Regions from separate parts of the Mus musculus genome. Here all the other regions are linked to region 1. The links are chromatin loops, found by intact Hi-C in ENCODE. Cell type or tissue: heart. All regions are shown on one strand. Links, peaks and the distances in the headings refer to the core of each region. The heading gives the core; the rest is flanking DNA. Region 1 overlaps Hdac9 (histone deacetylase 9). Region 2 overlaps Hdac9 (histone deacetylase 9). Region 3 overlaps Hdac9 (histone deacetylase 9). Region 4 overlaps Hdac9 (histone deacetylase 9).

What was found. Hi-C counts contacts between places; a loop is a spot of excess contacts. Peaks named below come from ENCODE experiments on the same cell type or tissue, not always from the same donor. Only the 100,000 strongest peaks of a DNase experiment are listed, where the experiment ranks them.
Region 2: it touches region 1 in a loop (2.5-fold over the local background); 6 of 42 quality-filtered maps call a loop at or near these places.
Region 3: it touches region 1 in a loop (2.3-fold over the local background); 4 of 42 quality-filtered maps call a loop at or near these places.
Region 4: it touches region 1 in a loop (4-fold over the local background); 10 of 42 quality-filtered maps call a loop at or near these places.

Annotation. Positions count from the first base shown.
Region 1 is chr12:34,525,846-34,534,204 of GRCm38, reverse strand. It overlaps Hdac9 (histone deacetylase 9), which reads left to right. Exons shown (of 28, transcript NM_001271386.1): 4 at 5,860-5,922. Among named protein-coding and RNA genes, the nearest start is that of Gm46347, 260 kb to the left of the region's middle. In heart, for the core only: a CTCF peak has its summit at 3,980 (motif pointing right); DNase peaks (open chromatin) are centred at 4,784 and 5,234; H3K4me3 peaks cover 2,136 bases; H3K27ac peaks cover 2,961 bases.
Region 2 is chr12:34,649,850-34,658,208 of GRCm38, reverse strand. The region is part of intron 3 of Hdac9 (histone deacetylase 9); the gene reads left to right. Among named protein-coding and RNA genes, the nearest start is that of Gm46347, 130 kb to the left of the region's middle. In heart, for the core only: a CTCF peak has its summit at 4,352; no DNase peak of the experiment used is centred there.
Region 3 is chr12:34,468,810-34,477,168 of GRCm38, reverse strand. All of the region lies in intron 4 of Hdac9 (histone deacetylase 9), which reads left to right. Among named protein-coding and RNA genes, the nearest start is that of Gm51984, 260 kb to the right of the region's middle. In heart, for the core only: no CTCF peak of the experiment used is centred there; no DNase peak of the experiment used is centred there.
Region 4 is chr12:34,442,860-34,451,218 of GRCm38, reverse strand. The region is part of intron 4 of Hdac9 (histone deacetylase 9); the gene reads left to right. Among named protein-coding and RNA genes, the nearest start is that of Gm51984, 230 kb to the right of the region's middle. In heart, for the core only: no CTCF peak of the experiment used is centred there; no DNase peak of the experiment used is centred there; H3K27ac peaks cover 809 bases.

The sequences.
Region 1 (8,359 bases), core at 1,836-6,835:
AGGAAAGAAAGGAAGGAAGGAAGAAGGAAAGAAAGAAAGGAGGAAAAAATAAGTAAAGAAAGAAAGAAAGGAAGGAAGGAAGGAAGGAAGAAAGGAAGAAAGGAGGAAAGAAAGGAAGGAAGGAAGAAGGAAAGAAAGGAGGAAAAAATAAAGAAAGAAAGAAAGGAAGGAAGGAAGGAAGGACGAAAGAAAGAAAGAAAGGAGGAAAGAAAGGGAAAGAGAGAGAAAGAGAGAGAGAAAAAGAAAGAAAGAAAGGAAGGAAGAAGGAAGGAAGGAAGGAAGGAAATAAAGAAAAAGAAAGAAAGAAAGGAAGAAGGAAGGAAGGAAGGAAGGAAGGAAAGAAAGAAAGAAAGGAAGGAAGGAAGAAGGAAGGAAGGAAAGAAAGAAAGAAAGAAAGAAAGAAAGAAAGAAAGAAAGAAAGAAAGAAAGAAAGAAAGAAAGGAAGGAAGGAAGGAAGGAAGGAAGGAAGGAAGGAAGGAAGAAAGGGACAGCGCTCAACTACTGAGCACTGTCTTCAGCATTGTATTAGCTTTGGAAAGACACTTTATAGTTTTTCCCAAATGTTTTATAATTGCAAAATTTTTGAAAAGACATTTGAGGATAGGATTCAATACTTACTTTCCACTATTTTGGAAACCTGGACTTCTGCTCTCATTGTCTCCCATTTTTTAATCTATCTGAAGGTAAAATATGGTAATAATTCAATTTCAAAAGAACTTAGCCAATTGAATTAAATTTATTATATTGAGTTTTTTTAAATGCCCTTTAACTTGGATGTTTACGCTAGTAAACATTATTGTAAAATGCTCCCCCGACATGATCCGTAAAACGAGTGTCAAAACGAGCTGTTAAGACGTGAGCTTCATTTCTTTACCAGCACTAGTGAGGTGGAGTGAGACAACCAGCTTCTTGGAGTTGAGTTTTCTGCATGTGAAATGCTGGCGGTCACTGTACGAATTGATTGTTTTCACAGTGCACGTTTTTCTTCTGCAAGACAAACTTCAATTGCCATACGAAGGGCCTAATATATGTTCATACTAAAATATCTTTTTGTTGTCAACACTTAAGTGGTAGACAGGAATGCTAATGAAGAAGAAGATGGAATAAATCCATCCTGTTAGAGGTGAGACAAACAAGACAGTCAAAATGAAGACACGTTGGACAGCAGTTTCCTGAAACCTCAGAGAAATAGGATAATTACTTGCTATTCTGGAGTTTTATTCTATTTTTGCTTATAAAAGCTTGGAGATCTTTTTTGTCAATTGTGTTCTGTGGGTGTAATTAAGCATGAAGTGACGAAAGATGTGTAGGCATCTATTATGCCAATATTATGATTGTGTTATTTGTCTTACATATTTTTCACAATTTTTGTATATTCTGTTGAAAATACTCTGAAACAAGTAGACAATTATTCCACTTTTATCAGTAATTCATTTGACACTTTATTTTGAAAGTTTAAAGTAACTATTTGCATAGTTTTGGTAAGGGGTAAAGCAGGGTAACTGGAAAACATGAGTGCTAGCGATACAAAGTTAATTACCATGGTCACCATAAAAAAGTCTCTTTGGACCTGATTATGAGACACAAACACGAAGAAAGAAAGAAGTGGTGGTGGATGCACAGGGAGCTTGATGGCAGCAGGTTTTCTTTCTCTTTTAAACAATGTGAATACTGCAAATACTGGTTAACAGAGAAATGTATTTCATCATCGAATATTTATACATTCTGTCATAATTTTCTCATGGTTGCTTGCATTAATTTATTGTGTATTTAGTTTACATCCTGATTGTAGTCGCTCTGCAATCCTGGTAGTTTCCCCCTTCACCTCTGAAAATGGGGAGGTGCCTTCCAAGGAACCAGCCCAACCTGGTACCTCAAGTCACTTCAGTACTAGGTACATCCTCTCCCACTGAGGCCAGACATGACAAGTAATTCCCTCTTATTCATCTCTCTCTTGACCCCCCTTTACCCTTAGGTGTTTTCCTTCCTTGTCCCAGTTGTTCCCCTTCTGCTTTTATGACATTCAGGAGGTATAATATGCATCCTCTTACCCCTTCTCTCTCTGCCCCTCAGTTGTGTCGATCTCCTCTTCTTGTCTCAGTTTCCTTTCTATTTTGATATTCTACATATACATATGCATATGTGTATGTCCCACATAAATACATACATACATATATACATGCATACATACATACATACATACATACATGCATACATTCAAATCAGTACTCCACAGAAATACTTTTCTTAGTCTGGCTTGTTTTATTTAAGATGATTATATCTAGGTCCATAATTTTCCTGACAGTGTAATGATTTCATTCTTTATAGCTGGATAAATCCTAGTGTTCATATATACCCATTATCTTTTTATTTATTCATGTATTGATGTGCCTCTGGGCTGATCACATATCCAAATAATGCCATAGTGAGCATGGCTGTCCCCAGGGCTGTCCTGTAGTCCTCTGGGTATATACCAATAGTGGTAGAAGAGCTTAAATGATAGCTCTCAGTTTGGTTGTTTGAGGAATCTCTATACAGATTTCTATAGTGACTGCAGTAGCACCAGTTTTAATTCCCATCTGAGGTGCATGAAGTTTCCTCTGTCTAAACGTGCTCATTCGCATTGAGTTACCTTGTTATCTACATGAGATACATCTTGATTGAAGGTGGAGTCAAAGCAATTTTAACTTGCATTTTCCTGAGGCCTAGGGTGTTGACTGCCCATCAACCAGTGAATGGGTAATGAAATCTGGTCCAGATATAAAATGGAGTACTATTCATCTCTAACAAAAAGGAAACACAAAATTTCAGGAAAGTAGGTGGGCTTAAAATGTATTAATTGATATCAATTGAGGTCACATAATATCAGAAAGAAAAATAATTTTTCCTCTCATGCACGTCTAGTCTATTACAAATATGTATATATGTAAACAAATATTCCTGTGGTTAAAATATAACACTTAGAAAGAAGAGAATGAGAGATATATTATAGGTGATATGGAAAGATTCAATACATATGTACACATTAAATGCTGGACAGTGAATAAGGAAAACAGATATAAAGCTAATTGAATTTTTTTTTAGGTTTAACTCTGTCATTATTTTTTCAGGTTTTGTTTGTTTAGTTGGTTGGCTTGTTGTTGTTGTTGTTGTTGTTCTGTGGCGGATGACCACATGAAAATATAATTAACAGTGGAATACAATACCTCTTGTGAAGCTCCACTGCTTCTGAATGGCTATTCTAACTGTGTAAACTTTCATTAAAATGCATACACTTAGGATACGACTAATCGCATGTGTGATGTTTTCTATTTATAAGTTCTCTACAAAAAATTATAAATAAAAAATCATTTTACAAGCTCTGCGAATAGATGTCTAAAAGCTTTTCTGACAGGACCTTAATGCACTAAGTAGAGTGCACTAGATGGAACAATAAATGGAGACGTGTCTTAGAGTGCAAAAACATTATAGAATAAATATTAAAAATGAAGCAATGATAAGGGGAGAAACATTGCATCTCTCAATTAAAAAAAAAAAAAAAGAATGAAGCTGCCCTGACTGGAAGAGCAGCTCCTGTGGGAGAAACTGAGGCAGATTGCATATAACTCTTGAGAACAATCCCTTTCACCAGATCCAAAGTGCTGAGTATGATAACCACACCAAGATGACTTTCCCTACGAAGGACAGGGCTTCCATCCCTTGAATTTTATACATCCATTAAAAAAAATGTGAAAACTATTTTCCAGTGATAGAAACATTAAGGATTTGTTGTTTTGCTTAAATACAACTGCCTCTAGAAAACTGCTTTGAAATGTTTTGTGAGTTGGCTATTCAGATAATGCCTTTTCCAGAAGAGGAGAGATCTACACAAGGAAAACAATCCAGCCATTGTTATCCCATCTTCTGTTTGTCAGACTTCTGTGCACCCTTCTTTGCTTTTCCTGGTTTCCACAGCCAGCCTGTGGGGGGCGTCCTCTGCCATCTGCGTGGTCCAAGCCTTGGCAACAGGAGCTCTTCTTCCTCTTGTCTCCCCTGTCCCTGACAGCGATGCTGAGTAGCTTAGACTTGGAAAACCTGGCAGAATGAGGGGTTTCCCTTTCCTCTATGTCCTTGGAACTGGTTAAATGCTGGTGTCCCATTTGAGGATGCTGGATTCATTTCTTGCAGAGAAATGTTATTATAAATGTATGCCAGAGACTATAGAACCTTTCTGAGAGGTTGTGCAGTCCATTTGCCTTATAGGTGAATTCTATAACCTGTGTTGGCCTCAAACGACTGACCTTTTTTTATACTAAACCAAGGTCTATATTTCAGCGAGTCAAGATATAAATAGGCGCTGGCCATTTGCACTTGGGTAGTGGGCACAGAAATTGATTGTCTGATTGGCAGGTGCAGATGCTCACTGATCTCACATCTGTAAGAATATCACGTTTACAGGTGAAGTGCATCTGGCCTGTGGCACAGAGGAAAGTACTGCAGATCTAAGCCACAGCCACAGTTGGATTTTTATTTATTTATTTATTTATTTATTTATTTTTGGTTTTAAGTGTAATAGGAAATGGCTGCAGTAAAATTGATCTAAGATTGGTCTAAGATCACATTAGGGGTGAGACGGACAAATAGCTCGTAAACAACAACAACAACAAGAACCAACCCAAACCTTCATAAAGTTTTTTTATTCTGGGGTGTGCTTGTTTTTCCAAAAACTACCTCTGCTAAGTCTCCTGTCAGTGCTGAAACTAGAAGGCAGAAAAGCTTCTCGTCCCACAGCCAACTGCAGTGTAGCCAGAGAAACAGGCAACAAAAATAGATCACCAGGATTGCTGTGCGTGGGTGAGGCAGAAACCACATTATGAGCAAAAGCTTCCAGTATTATTTTAGAACCAATACAGCTCTGCACTTCTCTGCTCTCTCTTCCAAAAACACATACTACAGAAATAAAATGAAATGAAATGTGTGTGCACTCTCCCTCCTTGAGTTAGAATTCGGCTCCTTTTTCTCTTGATTTCCTTTCCTTGGAGGTGAGATGCCAGTGTGAAAAGCCAACATGTAACGCAAGTTGAGGGAGGAAAGAGTTAATTGCTTTTAAGGCCCTGCAATAGAGAATTATGGTTTGAAAGATAGAGGCTGGACAGCTGGCTTTGGTGGGGTATTTTTAAATGCATTAATGCAGGCTGCAATCACTCGGCCATGCTTGACCTATTTTTGGCTCAGGCCGACCATTGTTCTATTTCTGTGCCTGTGGGCCATGCTGTTGTTGATTCATATGCAAATGGATTATCACTAGCTTTAGCCAACTTGAGCTGAGAGAGACTGAGAAAGGGAAGAGAGAGACGCACAGACAGATAGGAGGACACCCTCTGGAGCCACTTGCAGGCTGAGGATCTCTCCTTGATACCTTAGCAGTCCAGGGAGCTAGACGCCAGGTTTAATGGTTTCTTTTCTTTTTTATCCCCATGGGTAGAGTTAACATTTTTCTACTTATTCTTAAAAAGAAATAACCCCTGAAGCACATTCCTTTTGCCCACCTGCTCTTAGTTTCCAGGATAGCCTAAAACTCGAGCCAGCTATAGCATCCAGTCTGCTCTTTCTGCTTTGCACACAGGTTGGTAATTGGAGGGGTCTGGGGGGGGGGGTACTAGGTCTTTTTAAAGGGTATGTCCATCTAAGCAGAAAGGAAATTATTGTGGAAGTTGATCCCCTGCTTGCTGTTTCTCCTCGGAGAGGAGGGAGGACCAGTCAGGGTAGCTCTTGGGACCAGAGAGCACTGAGCAGTGATGAATCTTTCATGGAGCTGAAGTAAGAGTGACTGGAGTATGCTGCAGACAATTTACGAGACTGACTCCTGTGTTTCCTCAGATGGAGTGGCCGGACGGGAGCAGCTCTTGGCTCAGCAAAGAATGCACAGTATGATCAGCTCAGGTATGATCTCTTTTAGAGCTGGGATGTTTATGTTTGAGAAGGCTGGAGGGGAGGCGGGGAGGGAAATGAAAGAAAGCAGCTTGCTTAAGGAATTGCTTTTTCGGCTTGATGTTGATTTTTTTTTTTCTTGGTGCCATTGAAGTGTTTAACTTAGATCCTTCCTTTACCCTTTGCTTGCACATTCTGAGTGTGTTCAGAGAAGGCTGTTTCTGAATGAAATTGCAAAGTATTGCTTCTGATGCCAGGGGACACAAACACAAGTAGAAGGAAGGTGTTAGCCTTACTGTGCAACTAGAGAAAGGAGAACTGTGTTGTGATTGTTCACACATGCTAGTGGGACTTTAAGTTCAGCTTGGGGCTTCAGTTTAAATCGCAGCTTCAGCCAGCCAGATGACTCTATGTTTACAGTGTGCATGCACAAGCGGAACTATTTATAGATCTACCTTCTGAAGGATGTGTCTGAGGGGTTCTCAGGTAGTTTTATTCCTTTTCCGAATGTGGCGTTTTCTCTGAAGCACAGAGTGAATTTGTTGTAGATGAGACAGAATTATTGCCAGACGCTTATTTTAATTTTCCCCCAAACACTTGGGAAGTCTAGCAGTGCCAGGCAGGTGCATGCGCGCGCGCGTGCACACACACACACACACACACACACACACACACACACACACACATGTGCATGCACACACACATGTGCAGGCACACACACACATACACACACACAAAGAAATAAATATGTTAGAAGCAGGTGCAATGCTTTGTCAAATTCTGACAGGAACCAATTCTAGTTTGTAGTTTTTATGTACATGCTTGATCTCTCTCAGAGATCCTCTGATGGGTGATGGGGCTTGTCTGCTTTATCAGTTTATGTCTATTAAAAGTTCCTACTCTCCAGGCAGGCTGATTTACTTTAATTACTGCTGTTTGTTATTTGTTTTCTACAACTAATTCATAAAGCTTTTATTACTCTGTTTCTGCCATCTTCTGAATACTGTAGCCTAAATTGGTTCAAAGTTCTTCTTTGGAGCTTCCTAGTCCCCCCTGTGGGCTTCCTCTCAGTTATAGATCACTGCCTTCATCCCCGATGTCACATAAAACAGCTTTTGCTTAGTAGACTTGAGTAGGAAAGGAATATTCCACAGGTTGGCATGAAGTCGCCTTTGGTGCCTGTACATATTCCCATCTGTGGATCCTGCTTAAAGCCAGTTCTCTTTAAAGATCTGTTCAGTGCGATGGTTTTTAGATCCTCTGTTTTCCCCATCTTTTTATAGAGTCATAATGAAATGTCAGTTTTGTAGAATTTGGTATTTTACACCAATGCCGCAGTAATTACATTCATGAGTGATGTCTGTTTAGCAAAAGGGAACATACTAGAACATCCATGGTTTGTTATCATTGTGACTGAAAGCTAACAAGGGCTCAGGGAGAAGAAGCTAGCAGGTGTGTCCCAGCTGGAACTGGACACTTAGTATTGCATTTTTGAAATATCAGTGAACACTATAAACGCTTATTTTATCTATTTCTTCAGTACCATAATGACTTTTTCGTCTTTGTCTTCGTGTAGAATTGTTTCATCTTTTAGAGAATAGAAACAGCCATGTCTTGAAAGTAACAACCGTTAGCTGACACTGGGGTAGCCACTGGTGTGTTAGCAGGCTTTATGTTTTGCCCATGATTTTAATAACCGTCCAACTTGACTCAGATCCCAATAGAGATTATCATTTACCTGACATTAAAAGATTAGTATGCAGCCTAACAAGATTTTCAAACTGGAAAGCCTGTGATTGCTTAACTGCCAGCAAGGCACCTGCAGCTACATACGTGTAGCATACATGTAGCATAGTTACAGGTAAGGTACTATGCTAGCAAATGAAGAGCAGTGTTGTAGTCAGTGTCAGCCTACCTAGCCTACCACACAGCCCAGTCTGTCTGCTGCAAACAAGGAAGGTCTAAATTTTACTTGGTTTTAAAACACAGACCCTTAATCAAATCCTTCCTATGATATTTTATTTTGTTTACTGAATATAATCTTAGATTTCTTTCATTCCACCTTGTGTGTGTGTGTGTGTGTGTTCTCCTGAGTCTCTCCTTCTGGATCACAGAGATACCAAGTACATTTTCCAATATATGTTGCTTGGATTCCACCCTGAAGTTTCTCGCCTAATTTTAAATGAGCATCATAGAGATCAGGTTTGCAAATCTCCTCAGCTGTAGCATTCTTAGAAAACTTAGACCTGCAGTGGTGGAGTTAGGACCTGTATAGTTGGTTCTGCTGGACCTTCACCAGATTGTTAATTTTCCCTCTGGACTCGTTACTAAATTATTGATGTGCTTATCTTGATCGAGTTACAGATCTTGCTTTCATGTTTCTTTCTGATCTGTTTTGAGTAAAGAATAAGAAGTGTAGAGTGTCTGGCTGATAGAACAAGACATCCAC
Region 2 (8,359 bases), core at 1,504-6,503, 120 kb before region 1:
ATGTATTAGTGTAGCTGAATGGCGAAGCTGGAAGACAGGTCTTAGCCTGCTTCGTCTAGTCGCTTTGAAATTTCAACCTCACAATCTGGGATCTGGATCTGTGTTTCAGTATTGGCTTTTCTCAAAAAGACCCATCTGCATGATTTAGGGTCTTGTAATATCTGGTCACCCCTGTAGCCAGCAAAATATTTTCCTGTATCTTAACAGATCAGGAAAATGCTTTGAGAAATATTCCAGCTCTGTGAGCAAATATCCTGATAGTTACCGGATTTCTCATAAAATTTAAAGTTTCTTTCATAACTCTACTGACCTTCACGTGCTATTGAATTACAAACCCAAGCCCCCTTATGTAATCAAACTGAAGGAATCCTGTTTAATTAGCAATATATGACCCTCTGGAAGTATAAACACATAAAAGTTATTTTCCTTGATGTCATCCTACAAAATGCCTTTATACAATTGTAAGCCCTGAAACATTGATGTCTTAGGAGTTAAGCAACAGTAGGCTTCCCCCTGTTCCAGACCCCCCAAGGCAGAGAGATTTCAGCCAACCATATAAAGGGTAACTTCAAATCTCTCAGCTCTCAGAGTGTCACAACAGTTGAGGTTATGAAAGACCTTCTTTTATTGGTAAGCAAAACAAAAGCTGTGCTTTTCAGCTGTAAATCATGACGTAGTCTTATTATACCTAAAAGAATTAAAGAATGTTAAGTCAATGACCCTTTTTCCTCATCTGTGCCCCTGAGGATAGTTATTAACGTCCATTCTTGCTTCAGAGTGATCCTGAACCTGTTCTCACAGCCTTCTTATTCTCTAAGAGCAAATGGACTCTTTATGAGGTAGTTGACGGAGATTGAAGACATTATGTGATGCATCTTGGGTATCAACTGCATATAATGGAGACAACACAACAGAAGTACTGGCCAGTTTTCCTACATGATCAACACACATGGGTTAGAGAGTTCTGAAACCCTTCTCTTCTTCAGGAAAACCTTGTACTTTTGTGCTTGATAGGAAAGGGGCAGGCACTGTGAACTCAGGCATTTGCTTTCCACCATCCTGCATGGTACTTAGGGCAGACTTCTGGAGTCAAGCACAATACAGGCCTCCTCCTCCTCCTCCTCCTCCTCCTCCTCCTCCTCCTCCTCCTCCTCCTCCTCCTCCTCCTCCTCCTCCTCCCCCCCTCCTCCTCCTCCTACCCCTCCTCCTCCTTCCTTTTTCTTCCTTCCTCTTTCTTTCTTTCTTTCTTTTTCTTTTTTTGTGTTATCTTCCAATTCCAGATAGCAGATCACTTTGCATTCTTGTCTTCTGATGTTAGTATATGTGCAAGCTAAATCAAGAATGGCTTCAAATTAAATTTCACATTTGCACTTGGCAAAGCCTGGGTTGTATATTTTCAGATGATAAAAAAAAACCATAAAGAAAAAAATACTTTAAATTTTTGCTATAAAACAGAGTTTAGAAGAATCATTTAAATAGAAACTCCATTTCAAATCAGCACTAATCAATGGACTGTGTATACTCATTTACTTCCAGGTGAAAAGAATCATGCTAAATACAGGCTCTGGTTACTTTCCTTCTAATTTACTGTGTTTGCCACTCCGTTGTGACCTTACTATGCCCTTGTAGTTTATGGACTAAAGGCAACCATTTTGTAATAATGAAAATATGCAGACAAGCTTTACCACCTAGGAAAAAAGTTTGGTTTTAATATTTGGTTTAAATTAATACAAGTTGATGTTTATAAAACTGCTCCATGATGTTTGGAAGAGAAGAGATGTGTTAGCTGCCATTACTGTACAGACCTGGGCCTTTCCATGTTGTTTGTTGGAGGTGAATCAGTGGACCAAGTTATGTTAATTAATTACATTGGTTTTGATTCACAAAGATACACTGTTCCCAAACTGATAATGCTTTAAAGTTTTTTAAAAAGGCAAGAAAGTCAAACCATTAAATCCTTGCTATTTTTTCTTTTTTTGTTTAGTTTGATTTGCTTTATTCTGTTAATCCAGACTCTAATTGGCTGCACCTCCGCCTTGCTGTGATTTCAGAATCTAGTTTTCATCTGTTACCTATAGTCAGACCTCTTGAGAGGCTGCTGCCTACCCGGCAGTGTTCTTAAGGCACCAGAGACAGCCACAGAGCTCAGCACATCCCGGAACCTGATGCAGCTTTCGTATTTTTTCTTTGAGAGAGACTGGAAATTGTTTTGCCTTGGCCCTTATGTTTGGAAACAAACTGGACCTCACATGGCCCCAGGGATTTGAGGAGCACATGATAAAAAAAATTGTAAATTGATAAAAAAAAAAATCTCTGCTCCAGTCTGTGTTCTCAGACAGACATGCTGGTTCTAGACCTTGGAAAAATAACTCTTACATCTTATGGATCACAGACCGCCACAGTGGGCTGTGACCTGAGGGTGGCCCCACCACTCTCACACATGGTACATCTCCTTTAGGAAGAAGTCAGCTCTGGTGCAGTGACACTTCCCAGACTAACCACATGTTTCAGAGCCACTGTCCAACCCCAGCAGAGAATTTGTAAGCTTTGCAGTTAATGCCACAAGAATCTCGGTTCCTGGTAGATCTCTGTTTTCAGTAGGGTGCCTATGTCTAGGTAATATCTCTCAGACTCAAATGATTGTGACCAGTTTAAAGTAGAGATTGGTTCATTAGTAGAGAAAGGGATAGTTTAACATTCAAAAATGTTCAGGTAAAAATGCATGGGTCTGTACCAGGTCTCTTGGATATATGTTATGGCTGTTAGCTGGGTGGTGGTGTAGAAGTCCTGACAGTGGGAGCAGGACTATCTATCTCCCCTTTGCCTGCTCTTGGGTCTCTTTTCCTCCTACTGGATTGTCTCAGTACGAGGGCTTCTGCCTTGTCTTACTGTATCTTGTTTTGTCCTGTCTGGCTGTCATCTCTTAGAGGCTTTCTCTTTTCTGAGGAGGAAACAGAGGGGGAGTGAATCTGGGGAGAGGGGAGATGGTGAGGAGGTTGCAGAAGTGGAGGGAGGGGGAACTTAGGTTGGGATCTTTTATACAAGAGAAGAATCTAGTTTTAATTTTTAAAAGGGATTTTTCCCCCATCATTCCTGATGAAGGTAAATACTAAAATCATGACTCCTTTTAAAGTTTTTGTTGCCTGGCATCTTCTTTTTGTATAAATTACTTTGGTCATGCTCATCCCACACTCTTCTATCCTCCCTCTTACTTTGAAACCCCTTTCCACAACAAGATCCCACCAACACTTCAATTCATTATTTTGGTGTGTGGCTCACTGTGTTTAGTTAGAGTTTCTTACCAAGGGTCGGAGGTTATTTACTGGAGCAAGGGCTGCTTCACCACTGCAGAAAAGAACACCTTCTCCTTGAATAAGGAGATAGCACAGTAGTCTTCTGGGTTCCTACTCCATCAGTGGGTGAAATGTGGGCAAGCCCAGTCTTGTGCATGTCTTCTGCAGATGGCCTGGATTACAGTGAATACATGAATGGCCATATCATGTGCAGGGGATATCCTTTCCTATGGCGTATCTCTCCATCTTTTCACTCTTTTATCCTTTCTATCCCCTTTGGCAATGTTCTCTGTAGTTTGGAGGGGTGGTCTAGAGGTCCAGTTTAGAGCATCTACCATGAATTCTTCCCACTTGTTAACCAGTGAAGCTTTAGTTTGCTGTGGAATGTTGCAGACTTTTCTGAAAGACACTAGCGACAGCTATACCATCAGCCCTGGATCTTCCCAGGGTTAAAATGTGTCAGACCCTAGGAACTGGGTTTGCAAAAACAGCCCCAGAAACTTGGTTCAGTGAGGTAGCTGAATCTCATTTAGTTATATTGATCACTTTGAAAAAGAAAGACACTTTGAAGAAAAACACATCTTCATGGTGATGTTTTGATTTCTTTGTTTCCAAGCTGCTGTATTTAAACATGAAATATAACTCATATCTATAGAGGTACAAAATAGATTTGTGGTTTTCAGAACCTGGGGTTGGAATAGGGATTAGGCAGGAGAGAATTTACTGAAATATTTGAAATGTTTTAAATGTGGATTGTGGTAACAGTTATACAATCTGGTTTAAATATAATATTTAATTAAGTTAACTTAATTAAAACATTTTAACTGGCTAAATTTATAAGCATATATCAATAAACTTTTAAAGTGCACATAAAATAACTAGGAAAGATCTGTAACTCTGTTTCCAGACAGTTATTGCTGGCATCAAGTGCAGAAATCCCTCCTAAAGGTATTTACTTACATTTCAGTATAGCACTAAATGTGTAAGGTAAGTCAAAAAGCATTGAGGACCAGCCTTACCTCGCCTTGCTTCCATTCCCACATTGTGCCATTCTTCCATGGAGCCTCTAGAGAGCAGCATGTCTATTTTACCAGGAAGGAGCATTATTGCATCTGAACCCGATGCCCTAACTTGCAGACATCTGAGCACCCCATTTCCTCATGAGCACCTCCCCCTGTTAATTGAATTTCACCCAGAGGCCCTGTTCTGTTTGGAGAGGAGCTTCACTGAGAGGCACCCAGGGCGTGGTCCTCACCTTCCTCTCCTAGCTGCTCTCATTTGCTCTCATCTTCAAGCTCTGTAAATACTGTTTGGCCTCTCTGCATGCACAAGTGGGAGTATTTTTGCTGGGATATCCACAACTTTATTTTCCTTTTTGGTACTTATGTCAAGACAGTGGCCAGTTAAAGCATTGACTATGTCTGTACATAGGAGAGATGTGAATGTGGAGAAACTGAAATAAGCATCCCTGAAATCATAAAAGTTTATAAAATTACTTTGTGAGGACTATACTTTGCCCAGAACAGGAAAGGGGCCAGAGTTCTTTACAACGTGTGAATCTTCAGACATGAAGGCCTAGAAGAACTGTGAGAATATTCTTTTTCTTTCTTTCTTTCTTTTTTCTTTCTTTCTTTCTTTCTTTCTTTCTTTCTTTCTTTCTTTCTTTCTTTCTTTCTTTCTTTCTTTCTTTCTTTCTTTCTTTCTTTTTTTCTTCCCTTCCCTTCCCTTCCCTTCCCTTCCCTTCCCTTCCCTTCCCTTCCCTTCCCTTCCCTTCCCTTCCCTTCCCTTCCCTTCCCTTCCCTTCCCTTCCCTTCCCTTCCCTTCCCTTCCTTTTTCTTCCATTTTTCTTTCTTCCTTTCTTTCTTTTTCTTTCTTTCTTTTTAATATGAAAACACTTACTTGGCTTACCTTTCAGCCTATAGTCGACCATTAGGAGAATTCCTCATAAGGAACCAATTCTGCTAATACATAATATTGGACTTTAGAGTCACGTTTACTTATGTATGATACATTTTTTAAAAATTAAAAAAATATTTTAACAAATCAGGTTGCCATTACCCTAGAGAAGAGCTGAGTCCAGTTTTTTAAAATGTATAAAACAACACAAATCTTACATGCCTTGTAGTTTCAGTCTTGGGAACTACCAAGACTGAAACACCAGGGCACTAAGTGTCTGGTTTGGGCTTTATGGACCATAAGCTATGCCTCTGCTCTCACAGCTATTAATGGAAGGAGATATCTGCTTCATCAGGCTCTCTGAGAAGGATGCTAATTACACTTGTGAGAGCATTTACAGCCACAGCATCTCTCAAAGTTCACCCTCTCCTAAAGCCATCACTTTGAGGTTAGATCTCAACATATACATTTTTGACTTCTGTACATATATTATTATCCAATTACCAAAAAAGAGAAATCATCAGACAGAGGGGAAAATCACATATTTATCACTATGAAAGATTTGCAACATAAAACGTTTATATAGCAAGCTTTCTTAGTTATGCATCATTTTTCTTTTGGTTTGTCATACGAAAGTACTATAGACCAAATGCCTTAAATAATCTCAAACTAATCTCTTACAATTTGAAAATCTGGGTAGTATTAGATTTGAGAGAGATAGAAAAGCTTACATAGGTTCTAGAGAAATTGGCTGAGCTAAATTATTCTTCAAGGTAACATATTTATTTATTACCAACACCAGGAATACAAAGTAGATTTTTAAAGAATGAGAAAGCGAGGCTTCAGTTCCAGCAGGCAAAGTGGGCTACCCATTCTTACAGTTTCTGTGGGAAGGTTCAGATCACACCACACCAGGCATCATTCTTCATGGAGAAGTCTATACACTGCGTGACTGCAGTCAGATTACCTTGTGCCCAGGCAACAGAACTAAAAGATAGAGCTCAGTTGTTTGTTACTGCACTGTCACAGGGGTGTTGTGTTAGCTGTTTGTAGCAATACCTAGAGGTCAAAGTTAACTGAAGGGGTAGCAAGATGGATGAAGCTGCCCAATAGATTTAATGTCTGATTTGTCATTATGACCAGGGACTGGTGGGAGCATGCATATTGCCTTCCTAGCTACGAGTGGAGCAAGAGGGAACCCTTGTCTGTGGCCATGGAAGATGTGAACCAGCAAAGGCATCTGTGTCCTGTTCCCCCTGAAGGCACTCTGGATTTGTTTTCAGTAGATCACCTTTATATTTGTAAAACTGAAGACCTTGAATTTAGATCTGCTTCGGGGAAGGGTGTCCCTTGATGGGCAACGAGTGACAATTGTTTTCAACCCCATCAGTCTCAAACTCTGAAACTCATACATGGATTGAGAGGCGTAGACATTACTTCTTTCCAAATGCTGAAATCATGCTTAGGAAGCTAGCATTGACTCCTGTGTCACACTGTATAGCTAGCTATTCCCCCTGCTCATCAGTTAGTAGCAACGAACCCCTGCTATAGAACCAGCAGACCTGGTTAGACATTTGCCAGAAATAACTTGAGTTTATACAATAATTATACATTATTCACTGTTCCTCAAGAACAGGGAAATTGAGATCTAGCACCATGCTTTAAGAATAGTATGAAGATTGGAGGAAATACTACCTATAAAATTTATGTCAAGGAAATTAGTAATTGATTTTCCCAATGATAGCAACTAATAAAGTACAGTGTTGGTGTGTCATTGTGCATCATGATTTTGTGACTATTATCAATGACTTTTCTTCACTTGGGGCGGTGAGGAGCACCTAAGGCCGCACCAATGATTTTTGTCCCAAACTGCACTGCCCCAGGGCTGAGAGGGAACTTTGATCTTTTTCTAAGCACTTGCGTTTCCTCAGCTGTCCATTGTGTTTTCTAAAACTTGTGAAACTTTTCAAAACCACAGGAAAGTAGAACAAGCAATAGAATGATGTTCCAGGGTGAACCAAGGGTCTCCTATGATTTCCTCCGTCTGGTTCTACATCACCAGTGGTAGACCAAGGGGTCTCTGATTTCCTTCCTTCTGATGAGGACCTTTCGGACAGGGCTCCTCCCACCACCTTAGCATCCAGACACGGCAGTGTTTTTGTCCTAGAGTTCTTTCAATTTCTTGATTACTTTCAGTCCTCTCATTTTTATTAGATTGTTTTAAGAGAGTCCTTATATTTGTTTGGGCTTAATTGTAATTCCAGCATGGAGGTTAAATTTTTCTGAGCCCCCATTCTTCCTGTTTCTACTTTTCCATGATTTTCCTGGAATTTGGAAGAAAACTCATCACCCTTTATCCTGAGTGGGCTTTTTCAGCCCCTGTCTTCCTTATTTACACATTCTGAAGACTTTCATCCCCTCAGTTCCATGCTGTCTTCATTGCTAGTGCTTTAGGCTCCGCCCCCTTTCCATGCTATAGAGCACACACACTAAACACTTGTTTGTCACTTTTACTTGACTCTTCCCCCACACTTCCTAAATTATCTCGTTAGTTAAAAAGGTTCCAAAAGGTTCCCCATTTATAATAGAAAAAAGTAAATTGAAGAAGTAAATCAATTTCCCTTACTTACACTTTAACATACTAAATTCTTTATATCCTCCAAGGTCTAATTCAAGTCATCTTTCTTTTGAAGCTCTTTATCTCTTTTCTTCAAAGTTTCATTTCTTCCTTCTCTTTCATTGTCTTCAACTGTCATAGCACTAGTTTCAATTAATACATAATGGTTGGCTTTTCATTTTTACATCTTCTGTAGCTATGTTTACTGCTCAAGGGCAGGAGTAATTTAATTTAACAAGGCTTACTTCTGTACAGTCATGGCAGATCATAACTTTGCTCATATTCCTCATTGTTTATTCCCCCATTTTCGTGGGTAGTATGCATTTGTGTCTGTGTGTGCATGTTTGTATCTGTGTGGGCACATGTATGTGGGTGCACACACACATGGTAGCCCTAGATGGGTCTCTGAAGCCATCGTCAGCTGTTCTTGCACCTTATTCATTGTGGCAGGGTCTCTCAAGCAAACCTAGAGGTCAATGATATAGGTAGCTGTGCTGGTCAGCTTGCTCTGTGTGTCCCTTCTTGTAAGAAGTCTTGACATTTTATTTATACT
Region 3 (8,359 bases), core at 1,774-6,773, 57 kb after region 1:
GGAAGGCTGAGGTGAGAAAGCCTGGATTTCTTCCTTGTTTAGCTTGTAGCTCTTTGGACTGTGGGTTTCTGAGTTTAATATTTGAAATTTAGTTGGTAGTCTGAGACATTAGCTTATTTTTCAAAAGCAGCAAAATAATACCTGTTTACAAAACTGTAATCTTCTTTTGATGAGTATCTGAAGGGGAACGATTTGTGTATCTTCTACTTTTAGCTGCTTTCCTTCCTATTCTTTCTGCGAAGCAGCACACACCCTCACCCAACAACTCCTTAGAGACTGCAAAGAGACGTTTTCCTTAGACTTAGTCATTCTGTTACATGTAAGAAAAAAATTAGATCCCTTCAGTGTAAGAATCAGATCTCAGGAAAGTCACTGACAGAAGAATTTCAGGTACAGTGGGAGAATTTAACTTCTGCCAAGGAGTCAAGTGCCCTTATGTTCCCATGGTGTCTGCTTCTTGATTTTTGTCAACTGTGACCTGGTAATAAAAACTCTCCTTGTTGTTCTGAAGATTAGGCAACATAGAGGTAAGTACCTGACACCAAAGGCATAGTTGAGAAGCTTCACCTTGCCTTTCCATTTCAATCTGTTCTAGCTCAGTATTTTTCCATTTCCTCAGCCTCTTAGCACTCTGTTAGATTTTCTTGGCCAGGATGAAGATTATATAGAACATTACCACTTAAGGGACAAGTGTTTGGTTTGTTCCTACGTCATGTTGTATGCTACCTTGTTAATGATAGAGGATGGTAGCTCATCAGTAGGTCAGACAAATCCATGAATCCGAGTTGAAGAATTGCTGAGTCACTGTGGGCCTATCCTCCTCACATGACCATGTTCACAGTGAATTTTTCTATCCAGAATGTGGCTATAGTTGGTGTTAGCTACTTTGTGAGTTCTTTCTCCTACCTTTCACTACCCTTTTCCCACCTTTTCAACCCTTTACCATTAGATAGGCGAGAAAAAAAGGATAAGAAAGAATTTGGAGCAATATTATTATTGAACTACTTCCTGGTGATTTGAGTGATGAGGTCATTTGGGCAAGTTTCATCTTCACTGTCAAAGATATTTCTTTTTCTTCTTCTCCTTCTTCTTCTTTTTTCTTCTTCTTGTTATTCCTCTTCCCCTTCCTTCTCCTCCTTTCCCTCCTCCACCTTCTTCTTTGCACAAAACTACTTTACAAACTACAACCAACAGCAAACAATCAACAACCAAACTCTACTTCACCTCTCAGGGCTCTAGCATTTATATACCCTCTGAAAACTCTCCAGAACTCCCAACATCATGCAATTGCTGAAGCCATCTGCTGCTGGCAATATCACACCCTTGCTAGAGCATGCATGAGGCAGATCGTAGTCAGTTGCTGTGGACAATCTGAAGCAGTCCCATATCCCATAGCTGGGATTAAAATGAAAACATATTCTTATAATATTTTTTTCATTTTTTAAAGAAACTAAAACACAAAAAATGTCACTGTGTGTCTTCTGGACTTGGTAAACTATAATAGATAGCATCCTTAAGAGTTTGAGAGCTTAGTTTCCATACATCATCATATTCATTTACAATCAGTAAAGCTAACTTTTTTACAATAGTTTTAATCTTGACCAACCATATTGCTAGAGCTGCTAAGATGTAGTCCTCCATTCATATCTGCCTGACTTCTTCTCTTAGTGAGGGTTTTACTACTGTGAACAGACACCATGACCAAGGCAAGTCTTATGAAAACAACATTTACTTAGGGCTGGCTTACAGATTCAGAGGTTCAGTCCATTATCATCAAGGTGGGAGCATGACAGTATCCAGGCAGGCATGGCACAGGCAGAGCTTAGAGTTCTACATCTTCATCCAAAGGCTGCTAGTGGAAGACTGACTTGCAGGCGACTAGGGTAAGGGTCTTATGCCCACACCCACAGTGACACACCTACTCCAACTAGGTCACACCTATTCCAACAAGGCCACACCTCCAAATGGTGCCACTCCCTGGTCCAAGAATATACAAACCATCACACTTGTCCTTCTCTGATCAGTTTTAATGCATGAGTCCTATTCACAGTTGTGCACTTCTCTGCACATTTCTTACTCTGACCTGTTCAGCTTTGCAAATGGTGGATTCTACCAAATATCACCTCTAGGCTTTTTCCTAGCTCTTTATCATGTTCAGCTCATTTAAAACAATGGAAGAAGATTAGATTGTGTTTACAGATGCTCTTCAGCCGGCCCCAGACCCATTCATAATTCTCTCTCTAGGACATCTCTTGCATCATGGTCTCAGCATCTATCCTGGCTCTATATCCTTTAACTGAGTACATTTTCTCCATTTTCCAAGATCTAGTCTCATAGCTGTGACTTGGTAGGCAGTGAAGATGGTCCATTGGGTAGCCTGGCAGGTATTTTAGCTCATCCTGATGGACTTAGTATCTGTGCTCTATTATATTACATTTCCTTCTAGTCTAGAGGTCATAGAACCTGTCTGGACACCCTTGCCTCCATTGTTTTCTGTGTATTCAACCAATTCCAGTCTAGGCAAGTCTGCTTTTCTACAGGGATAACATATGAGGTTTGTTCTCTGACTTCCCTGTGAAACACTGACAGATATGATGATTGTAAACTGGTATTTATTAGCAGTATGGCAGACCACTAATCTTAACTTTAAAGGATATTTAGGAAAAACAGAGAGACTTAACCTTCAATTATGTACTCAAAATTATGATATGGTAGAATTGCTATTGTTTTGTTACAAAGAACTTATAAAATATAAAACATTTTAATAAGTTAATGCTACATATAATAAGGAAGTTAGTTTAGGTTTCAGTAAATAAAAATTATAGTTGAATGTCAGAAACATACTAAAAAGAAATCTATTGGTTATCATTCTACCAATTATAAAGAAGATAAGATAATCCAGATTTTATATAGTTCCATTAATTTACAGACAGAAAAATATATGACATGATTATGTTTTGATTTATAATAATGTGTCCTATGTTGATCTATATAATGAATGTATACCAATAAGCACAATAGCCAAATGTATTTATGCCAGTATATTCATCACAGGGCATTGAATATAGATGTCTCCTGTTCATTGTTTTGTCATGAAGAAAATAATTTTCTGATCTTTAACATAATGATGTCTATTCTTGTCAGCATATTATATAAAATATATGTCATTGCTTCATTTTCTTTTGTACCCGGACATATGAAAGATGTTGAGCATTTGGCTGGAATTATCAAATAGTTCTCTGTGATGATTCTGATTAAAATTGGGGATGAATTTATTTCAGGCTATGACTAATGTGAAAGTTTATACTCCTGATTTAATATTTCCACATATTTTATTCAAGGGCATCAAGTAGTTATATAACAAATGTTTATACGACAAAAATATAAATTATGAATAAAGTACATTTATGATCGTGAAAAGGAACACGACAGTCAGATTTTTTTCTTTGCTTTGAACCTTCAAGGTATCTAGAAGTTTATGCACCTATACTGTGTGTATTTCTACAATTTCACGTGTGTCTTCTGAATTGCAGGTTTCTAGAGCCACCTAGTTTGCAGACTCCACAGTGACCACAACTTAGTGCATCGGAGTGAGAAAAGACAAAAGGAAAAGAAACATAAACTACAAACTTAATGCAAGCACAGAGCTGCAGAGACAGTTTCTCTTTGTGCAGCAGCTGCTCGAGCTTAGGGAAGGTTTCTAGGGAAGAGGATGTGATAGCCAGGGTGACTGCATGTTCTGAAGCAGTGTGCCGCTTCCCACACTGGCGCATTCTTGACTTTCTTATTTTGGAACGTGGCTATACCTGTAGGCATGGCATTCTTCGATTACCACGCCATGCATTTTCTTTACCACTGTAGATACCCTGAGCCATATTGACTTCCCCATGTTGAGATGTAGTCGTACTCTAAGAAGTTTTTTTAAAAATGGATTGTTTAGAGAGAAATTTGATAGCAACTCTGGAAGAGTGAGCTGTTCTGGGCATGGAAGTGTGTGTGATATGTAGAGCTATCATCCAGGCGAAAATGTGACTCTCTCAGATGACATTCTCCCAGCAGAAACTGTGACTATGTACAAGCTTAAAAGCCAATTCCTAAGCCGAGTGTCTTGGAAGCAAGCTACAGTCAAGACTGGCTGAATTAACTTTTTGAGCTATTCCTCTTCTCTTTCACTTCTGAACTAGACCCTTTAAAAGAAAATAGTGGAGCCACAAAGCCATGGACCTAGTGCTGAGAGTGCAGCTGTGTGTGTGTGTGTGTGTGTGTGTGTGTGTGTGTGTGTGTGTGTGTGTGTGTCTATGTCTGTGTGTGTGCCTCTGTGTGTGTGTGTGTGTCTATGTCTGTGTGTGTGCCTCTGTGTGTGTGTGCCTGTGTGTGCCTGTGCACTCCCTTATGTGCATACTCACACACACTGTGTAAACCATTGTGTGTTTTGGCATGGCCCACGCCAGCAGCCAGCAGGAAGCCTCCAGGGTTGGGACGGCTTTCATCCTCTGTTACACCCTCACAACCTTCCTGTTTTACGATAATTCTGAAACCTAATGCTCCTGCTCCTTTTAACTCGGAGCTCTGTTTATTTGCCTGTGGCCTGTTTTATTGTAAAATAAAAAAAATCTTAAGAATCCTATGTTTAGGGGACGCTTTGTTTCTTAAGAACAGTATGGTTGTCTTAAAGGCTAAATGACTGTGCTTTAATGATGTGTAAAAATTCAGTAAAAAATAAATGATAGCAATTTTGTTTTAAGAAGAAACTTTTAAAGGCACTTCATGCAAGAGACTTCAAAAACTATAATCAAACAATTGAGAACAAGCTGTTCTGTGAGAACTTTTCATTTTTTTCTGCCCTTTCCACAGTGAGTTCTGTCTTGATCTTCAAAAGTATATGCTTTGGTTCCAGAGGGCCACTGGTCGGGGCATTTGAATTACAGTTTAAGAAGAATTCTTCACAGATTTTAACTGTCTCTAAGAATGTTCCCCACCGTGGCAAAGGACGGAAGGAAGCCGACTCACTCTCTCTGCCACCATCAGTGGTGAATGCTCTTGGTTTAGCTTCTGCAGCTGCCAGCTTCAGGCTCAACATTTCCTAGTTGGGCTTGGGTTAATATATGATAAGTACTGTTGAGAGTCAGTGATGAACACTCTATACACTGGGCTAGCTTCATAGATCACACCAATTTTCCTGTTAGCCCACCAAGTGAGGCTCACTGCAAGTTTGTAATACAGACAGCATCTGTGTGTGCTTTGGGCACAGTGACTCTCTCTGTCCTCATGGGACTCTGGACTCATGCTGGCATTTCTGCTAAGATTGTCTTCTACTGGCTTCATCTTTTCCTTTCCCTCATAACTTCTGCTAAATCCTCAGGATAAGCCCTAATGTTAGAGTTTCTTAAACCTTCATGAACTTTCTTTCCTGACTAGGTTGGATAATCCCTAACTTTGTTCTTGTAAATCCCTGGGTGTGTATTATCACGTCCATATCCTGTTGGAATAATCTTTTACAGATCCATTTTGGTCATTCTTCTTTACTATATTGGTTAGTTCAGCAGAGAACCTGACAGAATCAGTATATGGAAGGAAAAACTTATTTGGGCTCATGGTTCTGGGTGTTTAAAAAATTGTGGCAAAAATGATGTGCTGGGGCAACTCTGTGTTTCTGAAAGTTTATGATGTCTTTGATAATCAGGAAACATAGACATCTAGCCAAACATGTTGCCAGGTGTAACCCTCAAGGGCCACCCCCAATGGCTAACATCAACCAGCTAGACTCTGTGTCCTACATATTTCACAACCACCCAATGACCCATCACCTGGAGACTAAGCATTCAGACACAGGACACAGTAAGGGATGTGTCACATTCAAACTATAGCACTTAACTACTTGAATTGTGTATGTTGAACATATTCAACAAGCTGAATTTAGTTTAACAGATAATTGGTGTGTGCATATGAAGTACTGTCATTCCATTGTTTCTTGACATCAAATTACAATGATGTTCAAAGTCTCCTCTAATGTTTAACATTGCTCATTTTCTCAAAACTTTCTCATACTCTGTTGCTGGAAATATAATTTGGTCCAATGCTTTTGGAAAGTCATTTGGCAGTAGGTATCAGGAGATTTACAAGTTCATGGCACTTGATTCATTGATTCCATTTCTGGGAACTTCTCCTAAGGAAACAATTCTAATTATAGAAAATGCCGTATACACAGAAATCTCCATTTCAGCACTGTTACTTGTGGCAAAGGATTGGGAAGTCTTCCACAAAACTGATATTAAAGTTGGAGACATTGGTAATTATTGACAAATGGTTCTATGGCTAATTTGGGGCAATTAAGTGGGAGTATGTGATAGTGTTTTTTATGGTCTTTAGATGAAATGTTGATGGTGGAGATTGTAGACACTAAAAACAATACAAAATAATTTGAATACATAAAATAACTTGAACACTATCTCATTCTATTATACACACACTCAGCTCATGCATACAGATATATTAGGGGAAAGGTCCATTTGTTGATACTTTTTTTTATAACACAGTAATGGAGGTATGATTCTAAAGGACACTTAAAAATAATAAGATGAAAAATGATTGTTAGTAAAAATATGATTAAATTAATCATTATGAGTCTATACCTTAGATTATTTCATGGAATTTATAGACAGAAGTTGAGATTTTTAATAACTTGGTAATTGGTGTATTATAATACTAAAGACACCAAGATGAGAAATGTTGATCTCATTGCATGTAGAATTTAATATGAATCTCACATTAATTTGTATATATATGGTAAAATCATTGTCTCCTTTTTCTTGGATTTTATTTATTTGTCTTCTATGATGAAAATACAGTGGATTTTTTTATGTGCACTGGTCTTTTGCTTACATGTATGTCTGTGTGGGGATGTTGAATCTCCTGTAAATAGAGTTAAAGACAGTTGTGAGCAGCCACTTTGGTTCTGGGAATGTTCCTCTGTAGAGCAGCAAATGCAGAGAGAGAGAGAGAGGGGGGGGGGAAGGGAGGGAGGGAGAGAGAGAGAGAGAGAGAGAGAGAGAGAGAGAGAGAGAGAGAGATGGTAAAACATGTTACTATTCTATTCTAGCACTTGAAAGGTGAGGGATGAAGGATAAGGAGTTCAAGATCATATAGGATGACATAGGTAGTTTAAGCTCTTCCCAAGCTATAGGATACCTAAGATCCTATCTAGAAAAAGAAAACAAAGGAAAAGAAAAGAGGAGAGGAGAGGAGAGGAGAGGAGAGGAGAGGAGAGGAGAGGAGAGGAGAGGAGAGGAGAGGAGAGGAGAGGAGAAATCTATTATAAAAGCTTCTCCTTTATATTCCCAAATTACAGGTTGTTCTTACAGGCTTTCAAAAAGTTTCTCCCTCAAATCACGACTGCATTTAAATAAAATTACTGTTCTGGGTTAGACTCCTAGGGTGGGGTCTTGTTATGTCTTCTGTAACTATAGTAAGAATGTTCATACTTCATATAGATGAAAACAGTCGTTAGGATTTGTGTGACTTCAATATGTGTGCTCTGTAGTTAGTGTTGTAAGGGTCCTGGGAGGCGGTTAGCCCTCTAGGAAGCATGAGTCAGTGGAAAGCCCTGGAGGTGTGACCTGTAGAAGAGAGTCATACTCCACCTAGAGACTGACTCGCTGCATCAGTTACTGAAAGAATACTTTGCAGTAAAGTGAGGCCACAGCACATTTGCCAGTGCTGCTTGACACTGTCACACACAAAACCTGAATGCAAGGTTGTCTGCCATGCTATGACCCAGCGTGAGACCCTTGATATCATTAATGTGGACTTTCCAGTTTCCTGAACCAAGGGCCAAAAGTAAGGCACCTGTTCTTTTCAAATAGCACAGACTTAGGTATTTTGTTATAGCCACACACAATAGGCAAAGGTAGGTAGATTCCTGGACATCACATTAAACCGTTCATTTGCTTTAATATTCTGTGCTGATGCACTGAAATGAACTAGGGATTCTTTGAAAAGAAATGTACATGTGAAAATATCCAGAGTTTTCTCTTCTCACTTTAGGGCTTAGGATGTTTAAAAACATTTAAATATTTAACAACCATAGTGTGATCTTAAGGATAACTAGCTCATCAAAAATACTGAGTGGGCTACTGAGATAGCTCAGCAGATATATACTTGCAGCCAACTCTGATAAACTGTGTTCTAAACCCAGGATCTACTTTGTGAGAGGCCAGAATGGATTCACACAACCTTATCTCTGATCTCAGGTGCATGCTATGACATAAACCCCCATATACACATATCCATAAAAAAAAAAGCCACGATAAACAAAAGTCTAGCATTTTCCTGTCTAATCCTTGCTGGTTTTCCAGATGTT
Region 4 (8,359 bases), core at 1,515-6,514, 83 kb after region 1:
TTTTAAAATATTCTGTTATTATGATCCTTATAAAATGACAACTTTATGATATTTGAAAAAGCAGTAGTTCTTTTGTTTTGTCCCTAGTTTGAATTTAGCAAAATACATGGAGCGAGTGCCCACTGCCCACAGAGCAGTGAGTTCGATCAGAATCTGATGGAACCTGGATCACCAGTGAAATCACAGAGAACTGAGTGACTAGAACTCCTCCTATACCCTCAAAATCCATGCGTTCCTGTTGACGTTAGATGCTGAATCTAGTCAGAAAGCTTTATTGGAAGAAAAGATCCAGGTGATTAAAGACACAGTCGAGATTTTTGAGAAGCAGCATCGCCAGATCTGAGTAGGCTGTAGAGGGACTCTGCCCCTGCGGCTTGCTTGCGTTTCTGCATAAGGACTTCCTGAGAATTTAGGGATCCGGTCCTGTCTCCATTCTGTAGGAATGAATGAGTTCTGCATCCAGTATGAAAGAAGGACCTTGTAATGCTCAATGCCTCTACCTTTGTTCGTCTATGTCTTGAGAATCTGCATATATGTTACCTTAAATTGAATTGTTGAGACCTTCGTTATTTATTAGATATTTTCTTATTAGTTCAAAGTAATCATCTCTTATTAGCAGGGTAACACACTTCCCCCAAAAGATGTTTTATATATTAAGATAGTGAACATTTATATGCTTCTAAGGTATGCTCTGTGTATTTTCTATGAGTATATGTGTAAGTGGGTAGATGCATGCCGGTATTCACATGCATATGTGTGTGTGTGTGTGTGTGTGTGTGTGTGTGTGTGTGTGTGTGTGCGCGCGCGCGCGCGCGCATGCACGCGTGTGGAGATAAAAAGACAACTTTGAATATTATTCCGTAGGTACCATCTACCTTGGTTTTTTTGAGACAAGGTCTTGACACTGCTCTGATGTTTGCCAAGCCAATTAGGCTATGCTGGCTGGACACCAAACATCAGGGATCTAACAGTCTCTACCTCTTCTGCCCTAAGACTGTGGGTGCACAGTACTACCACAAGTGAGTCTTGGTGACTAAACACAGGGACATCTAATTGTACAGCACATACTTCACCAGTAGAGCTATCTCCCCAGGCCAAGACTGAGCAGGTCTCATCAAAGGGTGTAAAAGCACTCTTTGATTAAGTTGATTTGTGGAGTAAGCAAGTGTATTTTGTTCATAGAGTGGTATAAGAGACAGGATCTGCTAAGAGAAGTTTATTTAACTGATATCTACCTAATAATAACTTATGCTGTATACTATGCTACGTTCTGTTATTACCATGGTATCCTCTGCATCTAGTATCAGGTTTCCATGGGAAAGATTTCTTTATTTTGCTATTTGCAAATGTCTGTCATTTGATGCTTGTTTATAAATGAAAGTATAATATAATTGGTACAAAAAAAACCATTAATGTTTGTCTTACTCTTATTGTATTTTTTGAAAGTAAGCTTACTCCCAATCTCAGATGAAGAAATTTGAGTTTAATTGAATAAAGAACTCTTTCAAATTAATACTTATAGTATCCATTTAAAAGACTAAAATTTCCTGCCTCCTCTGGGTTTCATTTGCTGGTGCTGTTTACATCAGATTAAATTCTTAGATCAAATTACAAAATGCCATGGATGCATTTCTTAGTTCCTGTTAAGTTAAAAAGTGACATAAACTGGCTTGGTTTTGTTTCCATTGTGCAAGAAGCTCCACGAAGTTTTTACTCAGTTCTCAGATAGTAAGAACTAAGGAGTAGGACAAAAGTTTAGAACTCTCGACGAGAATTCCAAAGTGAAGCTGTGTTTGCAAAGACTACTAATGACTGCAGTAGAGAAATTGCTGTTTCTGGTACAGTGGCTAATTACATTATCCCAGACTAGCTTTAGAACCTGAATCGCCTGCCTCTCTGTCATAACTGACATTCACTAATAGATAAAGCCCTCTGTGACTCTATTAACTTAGCACAGCATTGGCTTCCACCAACCCAAAAGCTAAGATTTCACCAGATAGCATGTGGAGCTGATGGGAAAATCACCCATCTTGCTGAAACCACCTGTATGATGATCCCACCAACGTTTCTTAAAACTTCCTTGAATCATTATTTTGCTTTGTTACTATAAAACCTTCATGAAACTGCTTCCACGTTGGAGCATGGAATTTGTGGTAACCTAAACCTGTGTTCTCAGGCCATGGTCACTCAAATCTGGCTCTAGAATAAACTATCCCTCATTCTCTTTGAGTTAAAGGCTGTGTTTTTTCGCAGACAGAACCAAGTGTGCACTACAAATTAGTTGGCAATTCATGTTTGTGTTATGGTTTGTTATGACTGCTTAATTCAAAAGCATATTTGCAGAGAGGGAGTTTGAATTAAGTAAATCAAAATAGCAAAGCCTTTGATTAAAAAGTTAGCCTGCTTTAGCTTAAATGTTGATATTTCAAGGACTACTGATATTTTAGTCATTTGTGGTTATTTTCGTTTCCTGTCCAGACCCCTGGGAAATAAGAGAACAGTAAATCAAAGCCAAGATTGCCTTCTGCATTTATTTTCTTTGCATTTATGCCATGTATTTGTGTACTTTTAGAAACTAAAGATATTCACGACTTGATCACAATCACTGTGAGGGAGAGTTGTACCTCTGAACAAACCAATTTATAAGATTCTTACGAAAATGTTTCTTTTAATGTTTGATAATTTACTCATTCTTTCTATTTCCTGATGATTATATTATAAATGCTAATAGACTATATACTAAGAATATCTACATTCCTAAAATGAAGTTTGGACAGAATTGTTGTCAATTTCAAGGAACTACTTTTTCCCTAAATCATTTAGACACATTCTAACTTACTAATTTAATTTTCCATAAAATTACTTCTGAGACTATAGATTCTAATGGAGACACTTATGTACCAAGCACACAGTCTACCATGTTTAAGCACTGAAAAAATAAATCAATTGGTGATTATCTTGGGCAAAATTTCAGAAACTTTTGATTAAATGAGTTTAAGAGGATTTTAATATATATTTCTTTTCTCTTTCAAGTTTGAAATAAGAAAAATAAATTCTCAATTTACATTTTGCCACTTTGGTCTAATTTTCTAATATACTATGGGTCTTAAGTTAGACATTAATGTCTAGGTAATTCAGGTTGTAATCTATTCTTGGTAACTCTCTTGAACAAATGGTATAAATGGGGAAGTTGTATTTTTCTGTGTTTTCTCCTACTTTGGTGATTGTTGTGGTTTAAGAGATAGAAAATGACACCGTAAAACCTTTTAAGATTGTTTGTAAATGCTTTTTTGTTTTGTCAGGTAATTTGTCTGAATAATTGGTATTCACTTACCAATAATTTAAGCAAAGACTTCACATAATCTAGCATTGAGATGGTCACAACAGCTAATAAATTGTTGCTTTGGGACTTTCACGGGATGTGCTTGCTTTTATGACCACAATTATGCAGGCACATGCATGAATTTCTATTTCACAATACTTTTTGAGTTTCGTCTTTTCACTCATTCGTTCATGCATTCATTCATTCCAGGCATGCACTAGTCACTGAAGCCCCAGGCTCCCCAGGGGTGCTCCAGGGATAGTGAAAAGGGCCTCTTTCATGAAGCAGGCACTGCTCTTGGAGGGATCATCTGAACATTGAACAGTAGCTGGTCCCGTGGCTGAGCATGGGTGTGAGCAGACAGGAGATACCTCTTGCAAGTTTTCTTCATATTGCAGAGGAGGTGAGGGCAGGGCAGAGAAGGGAAAGGTGCGGTGCAGGAGTCTAACATTAGGAACTTTTTATTCATTTATTCGTTCATTTATTCATTTGTTCATTCATGCATGCATGCATGTTCAGATAGAAGGAAACAAATAAAACACAGAAGTAGTAAAAGAGATCACTGGGCGGGGTGGGATAGAGCCCTGGAGAGAAAACGAGGAAGAATAGAATTAAAGAGGAAAACACTTAAATTGGGTGTTGCCTTGTAGACCTGAGGAAAAAGGGCAGGGATACTGCACCACATGCAAACCACTCTCAGGCAAGGCCTCTGTTCTGACAGTCAGCGATGAGATGCAACCAACAGAGTAGAAGAAATAAACAATGTAGGCTTTGGCTTTGTCTACTCCCAAATGCATTGGTAAGGCTGGGGTTTGGGGGGGGGGGGGTTCCCGTCAGAGAAGGCAAATGTCAGGGGGATCTAGACTAACTTTCATAGAATTGAAGGAAGGAAGCAAAAGAGTTCAGACGTACACTTATTTGCCACAACCCAGAATCCTGCCTGTAGAGCTCCCTGGTGTTTCCAGGGTCCTGCACCCCAGCTTACTCTGTTTTCATTCATTAGCTTGACCAAGGACTGGAAGAATAAAGGGATGGGATGAAGGCGAAAAGGGAGACCCTTTTCTTCTGGTCTGCCACTCCACATTTTCCTCCCCACCATGCACACCTATTTTTTTCTCCTTAATTCTCCCTTCACATAACAAACGTCACAACACACAAGAGGACTAGGAAAACTTATATTCATCCTTTTTTACTCCTTGACATATAACTACGTGTTCTTATTTTGTTGTTGTCTTGTTGGTTTTGTCGTTGTTTTCCTTTTGATCGCAGTTGTGTGCCCATCTATGTGTTACTGTCATACATATAACATAACTACCCTTCCCCATTCTCTCCAATCCCACCTCACCTGGACCTCACTGTGAGCTCTGGCAATGAGGTGAAGTGCATTATGCCTTTTCTTTCTATTGCCTACTTTATTTAACATAAGACTAGGATATACTCAGAAAGAAAGTTTGCTGAAGTAAATTGATAAAGAACGAGGATGTCACTATTAAACTTACATTCTGATCTGTGGTCCAGCTTCTGGAAATGGTAGCAGGATGCAGGCCTAGAGAGGAGGTGTAAAGCCTAATGCTGATGTAATGAGTTGTCACACAAGAAGGGATAAGAACATCAATCCACAACATAGAGAAGCAATGGAGGAAAACAAACACCAACTCACTAAAAAGCTCTGTAGAAACAAACACACTCCTACTGGCAGACTGCAGACAGCCATGTTTCCAGAGGCTAGCTAGCACCTTTCCTGGGAAAGAAGTGGCTTCTAGTGGCCAAGAGCCTTTGCGACCCTGAAGCTGGAAGATCCAGATGGACATATCTGAAGAGCACAATGAAGTTACTTTTTCTTGTTCTTCCTCAGTGACACTGAGTTTCTGCTGTCTTGGCTGCGTTTCCACCTTTCATTCCTGGAAGCCGAGGGGAAAGGGACTGTTGAGTCCCAAGGATGAGCTTCTCCTTTGTCACTCTTGGCCTGTCACCACAAAGAACAAGCCCATTTCTCTGCTCCCCAACTGCTTCCTCAGTAGCCATGCTCCGTACACAGTTTTGGGGGCTCTGTTCCCTGGTCAGGATTGCAGGCACCTACATGGACCATCATCATCACATTACAGCCTGGCCATAGACCAGGGCTCCATGACCAAACTCAATTCTCAGAAGAGTCAAATGAGATCAGGTCTGGCTCCATCAGCACTGTTTGTAAGGTAATCAGCATATGCAAAGAGAGGGAGAAATGGTGAGGCTAGAATCAAAGTTCCCTCCAAATGCAGTGGGCACCACAACAATGTTTCCAGGAGTCTTCGGGGCATAGTTGATATCTTATCCATGAGGTGAGTATTTAGGATAAAGACAATAGACCTGGACTCATGGATCATCTCTTGCACAGTCTTCATGATATTGAATGCCTGAGAGAGAAGGCAAATAGAATTGTGTGCATACATAGAGTCCAATGAAGAGTGATTTTTCAACCCAATGACCTTCTAAGTGGTGGTGTGTCCCACTTTGTTAAGTTTTTTTCTTCCCTAGTTTTTTTTTTAATTGGATATTTTCTTTATTTAGATTTTAAATGTTATCCCCTTTCCTGGTTTCTCATCCAAAACCCCCCTATCACCACTCCCTCCCCCTGCTTACCAATTCACCCAGTCCTGCTTCCTGGTCCTGGCATTTCCCTACACTGGGGTATTAAGCCTTCACAGGACCAAGGGCCTCTCCCGCATTGATGCTTGACAAGGCCATCCTCTGCTACATATGCAGCTGGAGCCATGGGCCCCTTAATATGTACTCTTTGGTTGCTGGTTTAGTCCCTGGGAGCTCTGGGGATACTGGTTGGTTTATATTGTTGTTCCTCCTATGAGGCTACAAACCCTTTCAGCTCTTTGCGTCCTGTCTCTAGCTCCTCTATTGGGGATCCTGTGCTCAGTCCAATGGTTAGCTGAGAGCATCCACCTCTGTATTTGTTAGACACTGGTAGAGCCTCTCAGGGGACAGCTATATCAGGCTCCTGTCAACAAGTACTTGTTGGCATCTACAATAGTGTTTGGGTTTGGTGTCTGTATATGGAATGGAAAAAGAACTTCTGGCAGAAACACCATCCCTGGCATCAAGCTGTACTACAGAGCAATTGTGATTAAAAACTGAATGGTATTGGTACAATGACAGGCAGGTATATCAATTAAATAGAATTGAAGACACAGAAATGAACCCACACATCTATGATCACTTGATCTTTGACAACGGAGCTAAAATCATCCAGTGAGGGAAAAAACACAGAATTTTCAACAAATGGTGCTGGTTCAACTGGCAGTTAACATGTAGAAGAATGCAAATCGATCCATTCCTATCTTCTTGTACAAAGCACAAGTCCACGTGGATCAAGGACCTCCACATAAAACCAGATACACTGAAACTAATAGAAAAGAAAGTGGGGAAGAACCTCAAGCACATGGGCACAAGGGAAATTTTCCTGAACAGAACACCAATGGCTTATGCTCTGAGATAAAGAATTGACAAATGGGACCTCATAAAATTGCAAAGCTTCTGTAAGGCAAAGGACACTGTCAATAGGACAAAGCAGCAACCAGCAGATTGGGAAAAGATCTTACCAATCCTAAACCTGATAGTGGGCTAATATCCAATATTATATATATTCTTGAGTATATAAAGTACTCAAGAAGTTGGACTCCAGAAAATCAAATAACCCTATTTAAAAATGAATACAGAGTTAAACAAATAATTTTCAACTGAGGAATAGTAAATGGCTGAGATTCACCTATAAAAATGTTCAACATCCTTAATCATCAGGGAAATGCTAATCAAAACAACCCTGAGACTCCACCTCACACCAATCAGAATGGCTAAGATCAAAAACTCAGGTGACACCAGAGGCTGGCAAGGTGGTAGAGAAAGAGGAACACTCCTTCATTGTTGGTGGGATGGGAAGCTGGTACAACCACTCTGGAAATTAGTTTGGTGGTTCCTCAGAAAATTGGACATAGTAGTACCTGAGGACCCAGCAATACAACTTCTGGGCATATACCCAGAAGATGCTCTAAGATGTAATAAGGACACATGCTACACTATGTTCATAGCTGTCTAATTTTTAATATCCAGGAGCTGGAAAGAACCCAGATGTCCCAAAACAGAGGAATGGATACAGAAAATTTGATACATTTACACAGTGGAGTACTACCCAGCTATTAAAAACAATGAATTTATAAAATTCTTAGGCAAATGGATGGAACTAGAAAATATATCCTAAGTAAGGAAACACAATCACAAAAGAACACACTGGGTATGCACTCACTGACAAGTGGATATTAGCCCAGAAGCTCAGAATACCCAACATACAATTCATAGACCACATGAAGCTCAAGAAGCAGAAAGACCAAAGTGTGGATACTTTGGTCCTTCTTAGAAAGGGGAACAAAATATCCATGAGGCGATACAGAGACAAAGTGCAGAGCTGAGACTGAAGGAAAGCCCCAGTTTTGATTTAGCTGTAAAGTACAGAAACAATAAGACAGAGCATTAAAGCATAGAGGGATGGTTGTCTTCGCCCTCCCTGATTAGCTAGGTGTGTCACAGTTCTCAGTACCAACCAGAATTTCAAAGATGTAGGAGTGGGTTAAGTATTAATGTGCTTTGATAGAGCCAGTCTGCCAGGCAGAGCCTGAAGTCTGAAACCAAGAAAGACAAGTGTAAAGATTACTGATTGAAAGTGTCTACTGAAGCTGTCATTCTGGGTGTCCTTTAAGAAGCCCTGCACACACTACTGAAGCAGTGTTCCACAAAGCTTTCCCACACCTCATGCTAGTTAGTGGCACTGCCTATTTATTTGATGGAGTAGTGTTACAGTGATGGAGAGAGTATATCAGGCAGGTCTCTGTGGTGGAAGAACAGAATAAGTACAGTGGGTGATCAACGCAATATTCCCTTCTTCCCAAATCAAGATAGTTCAGTTATACGTCCACTTGCCAGAACATTTATGGGTAATCATTTAGCATAAGGAACCTGAATAGATGTTGGCTTTGGCCAGTATTGTTGACA